2 separate regions of the Mus musculus genome follow, and region 1 is linked to region 2. Evidence: chromatin contacts called from ENCODE Hi-C or POLR2A ChIA-PET data. All regions are on one chromosome and are shown on one strand. Each heading gives the region's core, a stretch centred on a gene start or an enhancer-like site at or near the end of the contact. The rest is flanking DNA. Distances are from core to core; before and after follow the strand shown.

Region 1 (4,944 bases), core at 763-3,262, 48 kb before region 2:
GGCCTAGACAGTGGCTCTGTGTAGGCAAACTGTCCAAGAGGGGGCAGTCTAGAGCTCCTGAGTCCTGGTGACTCACAGTCTAGTTATACTGTGAAGAACAACTAGAGTGTCTGAGCATTGGCACTTTCCAGGTGGTTGCCACCTGGATTTGAACCCTTGTACTTTAAAACAGCGCGTGCACACATGCACACACACACACACACACAAGAAAGTGAAAGGAGAAAGCAATAGAAGGAATAACTAAGAGTCAAGTGGAAGACTCGTCACAGGTAAGAAAGGGAGCAGTGTGGGGCAGAGGAGGCAGAGGTGAAGGCAGGACCACAGCGTGCAGAAGTTGGAAGCTGGATGAGGGGCAGAGAATACGGAAAGACTCCGGGCCCCCACAGGGCTGGTCAGGTGGAAGCAGGATCGACCACACAAGTCATCTCTCTGGAAGTGTCAACTCACACAACACACACACACTGGAGAGGTCACACTAGTGATCTGAGGGACCAAACCCTGTCCTGCATTTCCCAGGAGCCATGCCCAGAGACGTCAACACTGGGCTGCTCACCCAGGTCTCGGGTCCCTTCGGGGTAAGCAGCAGGCAAGAACACAGGGCTCTGTCCATCTGTGAAGGCCCACAGCACTCCTTCAGGAAGCAGGAGGAAGATGGAGAAAAGAAACCTGCCTCCCCAGAAAACAGCTCCAGGTGGTCAGGAACATACCCATACCCTGCTCTGAGGTCCCCTTTCCTTAGGGCCCAGCTTGAGAGGCAAGGGCTAAAGGGGCAAGATTTCAATGCCCTTGCAGCCTCTAGGACCTCACTGGGTATCCATAGCCCCAACTCTCAGAAAGACCCAATCCTACTGGCAAAGGTGTCAGGGCTGTGGAGGGAGCCCCCCCCCCCCCCAGGCCCCAGACCCAGGGCGTCACTGAGCCTCCCAGCCCCACCCAGCCTGGATGTCTCCTACTCTGACATCACCTGCCTGCCATCATCTCACTGTGGACAGCAGGCACGGGGACACCCTTAGAGGAGAGGGAGGCCAACCCCCAGAGCCTGGTCATGGGGTGACCACTGCCACCGCCAGTCCAACTTGGAAAGGCTTCTGAGCCAGGGCTTGCTGTAGGAGGTTTGGGGCTAGGCTTAGCCCGGCCATCGTTGCTAGGAGGGAGAATAATAAACACCCCAAACTTGTCCCCTCAGCCGCGCCAAGCAGAAGAGCCACCACCCGAAGGTGAAGGAGGAGGTGGCGATGCAGATGCTGAGAGACAGTGGGAGGCAGGGAGCAGCCCCGTGGCTGAAAGGAGCAGACAGGAGGAGGTCCCCTCCTGGCCGCGGACAGCCCAGAGGCAGAGAAAGCAGGGAGACGGTGGCGGCTAAAGGGAAAGGAGAGAAGAGAAGGAAGACGGAGGGAGGGACCGCAGAAGGAGGGGGGACCGGGCACCCGGGAGGAGGCCGGGAGGCGGGCAGGCGCGCCAGGCCCAGAGGGGGAGGGAGCGGCGTTGTATCCTGAATCAGCGCTGGCCCTGCCCGGGCGGGGACCGGGCGCCCAGGTCTACCAGCTCGGCAGGCCGCGTAGACATGCGCGGGGCCAGGCCTTGTCGCCGGTGCCAGGAGGCCCCTCCCGGGCGCGCGCAGACATGGGCAGCATCGGCAAGCGCTGGCCGGGCCAGGTGTGCCGGGCCCTCGCCCAGCCCCTTCCTCACCGCCGCTTTTGTCCAGCCCCGCCCGCCCCGGTGTGGCCTGGAGGCACGCAGGTGCCCTGCTGGAGGCCCTGCCGCCGTGGGCGCAGGGCTGGCGCGGCCCCTCCTGCGTCCTACCTGTGCTCCCGCCAGGCCCGCGGCTCGCCCGCCCGGACGCTGCCCGGCCCAGCCCGGCCCTCTGCCCGCCCGGCCGAGCGCTGGGCGGGGCCGCCGCCTAGGACATGCCCGGCGCGGCCCGCACGCTGGCGGCAGCCCCGGCCGAGCCCACGGGCAGAGCGCCGGACCGCGGCCTCGCGCGGCGGGTCCCCTGACGTCTGCCGCGACACGCTCCGCCCCGGCGCGCCCCGCCCCCGTGATGCCCCGCCCCGCGACGCCCCGCCCCCCGGAAACCAGGTTAGGGCGGGCCAGCCTCAGCAGGTGAGCTGGACTCCGCAGCGCCGCCCCAGAGGTTACGCGCGGCCCCTCCCGTTCCGTCCACCCGTCCCGGCGCACCGGATCGGGCAACCAGGAACGGGCGATCACCTTTGTCCCCGGCCCAGCCTGGGGCGGCGCATCTCCGCCACCCTGTGCATTCAGACCCCCTTCTCTCTGGCGCTGGCTATCCCAGGGTTGCGAGAAAGGGCGTACGGCTGCCCAGCGTCCTGTCCCAGAGCCGAATAGTTAACATTTAACCACATTCCAGAAGCCCGAGCTCCAGCCGCTCTCCCAGCCCCAACCTTTGGCCTTTCAGCCCAGTGGAGGGGTGCAGGGCGAAGGAAGTAGGATGGATCCCAGAGGCCTGTGCGTCCAGCTGGGTCTCTTCCTCCTGCGCCCTCGACGTTGCAGGATAGGCCACGGGCTCGGGACAGGATGGTGGGCAAAGACACCAACGTACCTGGATGTCACAGTGGGCTGGACGGGGAGGGGCGGGGAACTCCGGAGGCTCTCCCAGTTCCTGAGGTAAGTTCTCACCGGCCGCTGGCTGGTGCCTGGTGCAACAATGGAGGTATCAGGTGTCCCTCTAGTGCCAAGGGGGAAAGGATTAGCGTGGGGCGGAGCGGCTTTGCAGAGTGGTGGAGAAAGTACTGTTCAGAGTGCATTCCTGCATTCCCGTTGAAGGGTACTAGTGAGGGCCTTGGCGGAAGTGGAATGCAGAGCAGAACTCCAGGCCTAGGAATGTGCGCTTTATCCTGCTGGTACAGGAGCTTCGTGAACCCAATCCACCCCGCCCAGGCTCCAAAGCCAGCGGGCACAGTTGCCCATCCCTGCCCTGTAGAAGGAGGTGGAAGGGGTTCTACACAACTCGAGAGTAGAGGCAAGCCCGCCAAGAGGAGACAGATAGGAAAAACTGCATGAGAATGTGCTAGGTTGTTGGGCCTGGCTGTGCGAGCTTATAGTACAGGCCCAAATGGGGGAGCCTGGCTTGCGGTATGGACAGAGGAGGAACCTGTAGCCTCGTGACCAATTTTGGATGTCATCCCAAGGACAGTGGGGCTCAGGAAGTTTGTGCCAGCTGAGACCTGATGAGATGAAGGCCTTGGAGAGAGCTCTAGATGTCTTTGTGGGCAAACGGGAGTACTTTGAGGGGGAGGCCAGGACTCCAGGGAGAGGCCAGGAACTGGAAGAGATGGAGGCAGAGGAGACTTGTCAGGTACTGGAAAGAGGAGGGCTGGGTACGTTCCTGTCTTCCTAGCCCATTTGTCCTTGCCAGGGTTGTTAGCCCCGGTCTCAGCTTCCGGGAGCTGTATGGGGATTTTGCAGTTTCTTCCTAGTAGACTGAGACTGTCCTGTTTCTGAGTCCCAACTCCCGAGCCGGGCTCTCCCATTCTCTTGGCTCTGTAAACAGCCCTTTCCCCAGCGGCTTCGCTGTCTTAGCTTAGCTACCCCTTGCTCACTCCTTAGTAATGGATGCTTATAAACGTTATTATTTTTTTTTTCTATTTGAGACTTTTACCTGGGTTGTGGCTCCTTCCAAGGTGAAGGACGGGAGATGAAGGAATGGTGTCCTGGGTTCTGACTGAGGCCCCTGCCAGCTGTGCACTGTCATGGGGTCGGTATCCTTAGACATGAGGGCAGGGTTGGAGTGGGCTGCTGCTTCCTGGAAGGGGAGGAGGGGTCAAGCTCGCTTGAGTGACTTGAGCAGTAGCATTGGGATCAGAAAGCAGATCTAGTAGTAGCTTCAGTCTTCATCGAGTAAGGGTGACACTTAAGGCCACTGAGCAGAGAGGCTTCCTTTAGTTCAAACTAAGAACACACAGACCAAGTAAGGAACCCCCACCAGTGCGGACCTACCATTTCCACCAAGTAACCTGCTAAACATAACCGCAGGCTTGAAAGACTTTTGATGTCTTAGCTTGGTTTCTATTGGTGTGAAGAGATATCACGACCACAGCCACGCTTACAAAGGACAGCATTTCACTGGGGCTGGCTTACAGCTTCAGGGGTTTAGTCCTGTATTGTCATGGCAGGAACCGTGGCAGCATGTAGGCAGCCGTGGTGCAGGAGAAGGAGCTGAGAGTTCTTAGGTCTTGATCCACAGGCAGCAGAAGGAGATTGTCACACTGGCTAGACTTGAGCTTATAAAACCTCCAAGCCAGCTCCACACAGTTCTGCCACACTCCCTATGGCCAAGCATTCAAATACATGAATCTGTTCAAACCACCATAGTAGACATGTCTAAAACAAACACACACGGCCAAGAAGCACATGAAGAAAATGGACACCACCGCTGATCACTCTGGAAGTGTAAGTCAGAGACCACCTCACACCTCTCAAGATGGCTGCCACACAGCAGAGCAATTACAGAGGAAGGGGTGGAGAAGTGGGGGCCTTTGTGTGTAAGATGGCTCCGTTACTACAGAAATGACAGAAAATTTGAAATTCGCATGTGCTCCTGCAATCCCTCTCCTGGGTAGTCACCTAAAAGAACTGGAAGTTCAGGCATGAACAGGTACACACACACACACTCACACACACACACACTCACACACACACACACTCACACACACACACACACACTTGTCACCACATTCTTGGGGCTTTTAAAAGGCTCAGAAACAATAAACATAGGAAGTGTGTAGAGAAATGGCCAGGCTTCAGAGGGCCTTGGCTGTTGAGTGAAAAGGAGACACCACAGACCAAGCTGCTCTGGCTGGCGCCTAAGGGAGGGGGTCTGTCCTTAAGAGGGGTCTGTCCTTACTTGTTTGCTGGGGCAGGTCAACAGCTGCCATCATTTTTGCCTGAAGACTCCAGGCCTCAGGAGTATGGGGTGAGGTAGTG
Region 2 (4,580 bases), core at 457-2,956:
TTTGTTTTTGGTTTTTGGTTTTTTTTTTTTTGAAGATTTATTTATTATTATACATAAGTACTGTAGCTGTCTTCAGACGCACCAGAAGGGGGCGTCAGATCTCATTACGGGTGGTTGTGAGCCACCACGTGGTTGCTGGGATTTGAACTCAGGACCTTCGGAAGAGCAGTCATCTTACCCGCTGAGCCATCTCGCCAGCCCCCGGGACCAGTTTTTGTTGGAGAGCATGGCTGCAGAGCAGGCCAGTGGCAAGTCTCAGTAAGGCGGACCTTACTCACCTTGTGGCTCTGTCTAGGAGGCCCAAAGAGGTGTTGCCAAAGTGTGGACCCAGAAGGAGTCGCCTATCCCCCAACCCACTCCGGACTCGGGGGAAGATAGAGACACAAAGAAGGGAGGCGGGACTGGTTACTGCATAGAAACAGGGCTCACCACAGGTAGGAGCTGTCTCCAACAGTGGCTTCCAGGAAGAGCATCCGAGTGAGAAGGGTCACTAGAGAACAGCCAGAAATTGCTGTGTTCCACAAGAGGGCGCCCTGCTGGCTCTAACTGTGTAGCAACGGGATGGGGGAAGTAGGAGAGGAGGAGTTGGGGGCCTGGGGTGAAGGTTTGCTGGGCGAGTGATGGATATTTGTGTGACTCTCAGCCTCTGAAGGCCACTCTCAGGGTCAGGGATACTGCTGGAGCAGAACAGAACTGCTGCTGAGCCTCTGACTTAGCGCCCTGGAGGCTCTCTGAGCTGGGGCAGCTGTGCAGCAGATAGGGCACAGAACAGAGCCCCCCATCCCCATCCCCGTCTGAAGGGTATGGGGCGTGGCTGAGAGGAGAGTGAGTTCTTCTCCGGGAGTGGGGTGTGCTTCCCAGGTCAGCCCCAGGAGCCCGAGAAGGAGCTCCGATTTCCATCCTGGGCGATAGCGTGGACTACTAAATCTACCCTCTTGTTTACACTCCTGGTGAACTCTGACCCTTGTATGAAAAACAAAAAATGCCCCCTGGTTAAAAATACCAAACACATGAAGGTAAATTCACAAAAGGGTTACTATCAAGTCGGGCTTCTGGGACGAGGGAGGGGCCCTGCGCAGGAACTGCTGAGGCTGGCCGAAGGGGGAAGGACTGAGGATGGATAAGAGGCAGGAACCACCTTGACTCTTCAATTCCGGGACACCATAAGGAACCGCCCCCCAAGCCTCACCCATCTGAGTCCACAGCAAGGTCTTGGCTGACTGAGTCCTACCCCTGAATCTGCCCCCTCTGGGTGTCCAGGTGTGCTCCCGTCCTCCCTGTCACCTGGGGAGTCCTTATCAGTTGCTGTGGCAGGCAGTACTGGGTTGGATGAGCCCTCAATAGCCTTCTTTCTTGTGTTGGCTGGCCTTTAGGACACCGGTGACCGGTCTCTCCCGGCTCCCAAGATGGGGACAGTTGGGCCTCTTGAGAGTCAAACTGATTCACTTCCCACGCTGGCCTCCCTCCTTGGGGTCTGGAGAGCTAGGCAGGGAAGGGCCAGGTCCCACAAACCGGGAAACCCAGACCAGAGCTGGAGCTCTGGATCTGCGGCGGGGCTCCGTTACCCGCGTGGCCCTGGCTCGGGGCCACCCGAGGGCGGCGCCTGCGGGGCCGCGCTCGCGCTCACGGGGTGCCTCGCCCTGGCCGCGGGCCGCGCCGGGGGCGCCCGGGGCGGCGGAGGCGGATGTGGGCGGGCGGCGCGGGCGCGGGGCGGGGAGAAGGCGGGCCGGCGGCGGCGGCGGCAGCACCGAGTCGGCGGGCGGCCGGCCCAGCGCGGCAGCGCACGCGAGTCCGGGACCAGCGGAGCGGACCGAGCAGCGTCCTGTGGCCGGCACCGCGGCGGCCCAGATCCGGCCAGCAGCGCGCGCCCGGACGCCGCTGCCTTCAGCCGGCCCCGCCCAGCGCCCGCCCGCGGGATGCGGAGCGGCGGGCGCCCGAGGCCGCGGCCCGGCTAGGCCCAGTCGCCCGCACGCGGCGGCCCGGTGAGTGCCCGCGCCGCGCCCTGTTCCGGGCCGCGGCCACCCCGCTTTGTTCCCGGCCGCGCCGCGCCTCGGAGTAGGAGCAGGAAGTGGCCGAGCGGAGGCCTGGGCGGGGAGCGCGCGGGGCCGGGCTGGTCGCGCAGGAGGCCCACGCCGGCGAGGGTGCGGGCGGCCGCTGCGTGACCTTGGGTGGCCGCTCCACGGGGCCAGGTCGCGGGAGAGGGGCGCTGTTGGTGTGCGCAGTGGGGGCCGGTGCGCCCTGGGGCCTGGGGCTGCCCGGGCACTCGGCCAGCGAGGGTAGGAGAAAGGCTCGCCCCGCGGCCTGCGTGCGGTGGGAGGGCCCTGGGAAGGAGAACTCATTTCCCACGGACAGAAAGTTGTGCGCGGTGGCACAGTGCCCAGGCTAGCCCACAAAGGACTGCTAACCCTCCTGGGCCCGGAAGCTGCTTCCTGGACTAGGTGGTTTCTGGAGGTGCCGGGGGGGGGGGGGGCCTTGAGGACGGCGTGGACTCGGTCTCCCGGATCCGGGATACTGGCTGAGCTGATGGAATTGTCTAAAGAGGACTGGTTTCTAAGTTGGGCGGTGGTGGAACCTTGGGCCTCTGCTGTGTGGCCAAACTCCTCCTTCCCCCAGGCCCCTGGTCTTGCTCCAGGTGGCTAGCCTTGACTGCCTAGAGCCATCACTAAAGTGAAGGGCGAGTCGCCTTGGTGGGGCCCCAGCTGGGCGTGTGGCTCACGGGCCAGTGTCCCAGAGGGGCTGAACTCTTAAGACTTAACAATAGCAACCATATGCCCTTACGGCATGGCATGGTGGGAAGAGTGTCCCATGCTTAAGTCGGCTTGATGTGGACATTGGCGTTAACATGGCTGTGTTTCTTCACTCCGTGTGTATGAATTTATTTTTACACGGCTCTGGACAGCTGACTGTCATCAGCAGACCTTGGGGCTGGGTGGGGGTAGGGGACATCCACCGAGAGAGATCTTGCAGTACAGCCCTCTGCCTCCAGGCCACACCCACTCTGACAGTCACTGAGCTGGGATTTCTTCTTGGCTTATCTTTTTCGTTCTGGCTTTTAGTCGCCACCTGCTTGCTGAGGGAAGGGCTCTTTCCTTCTTGGGCCAGGTGTGGTCTTTCCTACTTTGGCATTTGGCATTTGACACATAGCAGCCGGCCTCCCTTTTGTTCCACATTTAGCTTCATACAAGGCAAAGTGACAGAGACTCTGGGTGCCAGCTTGTGTCTTCTGGGCTAGAGAGATGACATAGGGGGTTGCCAGTCAGCTGTAGTAGACCCTAGTTGGGATCTATTCCACGGCGGCCTTCCAGTCTTTTCCTGGGGATTGTCCACATGAACTCCAGGTGGAGGGACAACACAGGCTTGCTGGTCAAGGGCTGTTCAGGTGCACTTTCCCAGAATGTCCAGACTTGGGGATATTTGAAGGATACCTAGGTGTCCCTCTGGAAGAGAAGCAATTGGGGGGCGGGGGGATCTTTGCGAGGTGAGCTGGCACCCTTTGCTTTGCACAGGCTAGCTAGTTGGCCGCTGCAGGACCCTTGTGTGTTACCTGCCCTGTTTGTGGGCTCCCGGATACTGTAATTGTGGGTCGTAACCACTGCTTTGGGTGTTCCCAGCAGGCTGTCTCAGAGTCTCTCTGTCTCAGGCGTAGGGTGAAGGCTCGACAGAACCATATGTGCCTAGTGTGTACTCACCAAGTGAAGGGGACAGCTTCACAGGCAGGGTGCTGTGTTCCCAAGGGGTCTGGGGTTCTGCCTGAGGAGTTTTTAGTGTTGTCCTGAAGGACTTTGGGCTCAGCTTCATACCGTGCCTGTTCTACTTGTGCTCTCCAGTGTTGGCCTTCCCGCGTTCCTAACGTGAGCCGTAGGGACCCTGCGACCTGCAGTAGGCCTCCCAGACTGTAGGGGGTGGTGAGACAGTGGTAAGCACCCCTCACTAGTGCGAGGCAGAGCAGAAGCAGTCAGGGCTGCCTGGAGGAGGTGGCCTAATCTGCTGGGGTAGCAAATTGAACAAGCTGCCTAACAGGAAAAGCCTTCTGGAAATGAATGTTTCTAGCAGAGACCAGGATGATGGGGGTTGGCCACAGCCTTGCACCCCGGACTACCAGGCCTAGATCTGGGTGTGTAGCATCTACTACTGGAGGGAGGTCTTCTATAGCAACCTTTGGAGACACGTCAGGCAGGCTGGCAGGGAGTAAGGGTGAGGAGGGAACCTGGGAACCAGAGATGGGTAGATCACATGAGGGGACATGGGTAATTGTGGGCCCTCTGGGGCTCACGGAAGCTAGTCCCAAGTGGGACCTTGTCTCACGTGCTTTCTCGGCTTCTTCTAGACGCTGCGGCCAGGCCGGCTGGGCTCAGCCTACCGAGAAGAGACTCTGAGCATCATCCCTGGGTTACCCCTGTCTCTGGGGGCCACGGATACCATGAACGACGTAGCCATTGTGAAGGAGGGCTGGCTGCACAAACGAGGTAAGTCCGCACTCCACAGGAGAAGCAGGCCGGCCTGGGTCTGCCTAGCTCTTCAATGTGGAACCGGGGCGGGGGTGGTGGTGGTGGTGGTGGGGTCTTTACTGACCCAGCAGG

What was found. Hi-C counts contacts between places; a loop is a spot of excess contacts on that map. ChIA-PET counts read pairs that join two places held with the same protein, here RNA polymerase II (POLR2A).
Region 1: a loop to region 2 is called in a map of left cerebral cortex, with 3 times the contacts of the local background. The contact joins the promoter of Cep170b here to the promoter of Akt1 in region 2. A Hi-C loop is called at or near these places in 2 of 37 maps with a recorded cell type or tissue (left cerebral cortex and mouse trophoblast stem cell). POLR2A ChIA-PET finds 5 or more read pairs at or near these places in 2 of 5 experiments (Patski and embryonic stem cell).

The regions. Positions count from the first base shown.
Region 1 is chr12:112,719,242-112,724,185 of GRCm38, reverse strand. Cep170b (centrosomal protein 170B) reads right to left here and starts at 2,012. Exons shown (of 19, transcript NM_001024602.3): 1 at 1,804-2,012. It overlaps Gm46382, which reads left to right and starts at 2,020. Exons shown (of 2, transcript XM_017315329.2): 1 at 2,020-2,625.
Region 2 is chr12:112,671,402-112,675,981 of GRCm38, reverse strand. It overlaps Akt1 (thymoma viral proto-oncogene 1), which reads left to right and starts at 1,706. Exons shown (of 14, transcript NM_009652.3): 1 at 1,706-1,982; 2 at 4,328-4,466. The coding sequence starts at 4,421. Gm30150 (a long non-coding RNA gene) reads right to left here and starts at 1,506. Exons shown (of 3, transcript XR_381988.3): 1 at 1,285-1,506; 2 at 430-963; 3 at 12-291.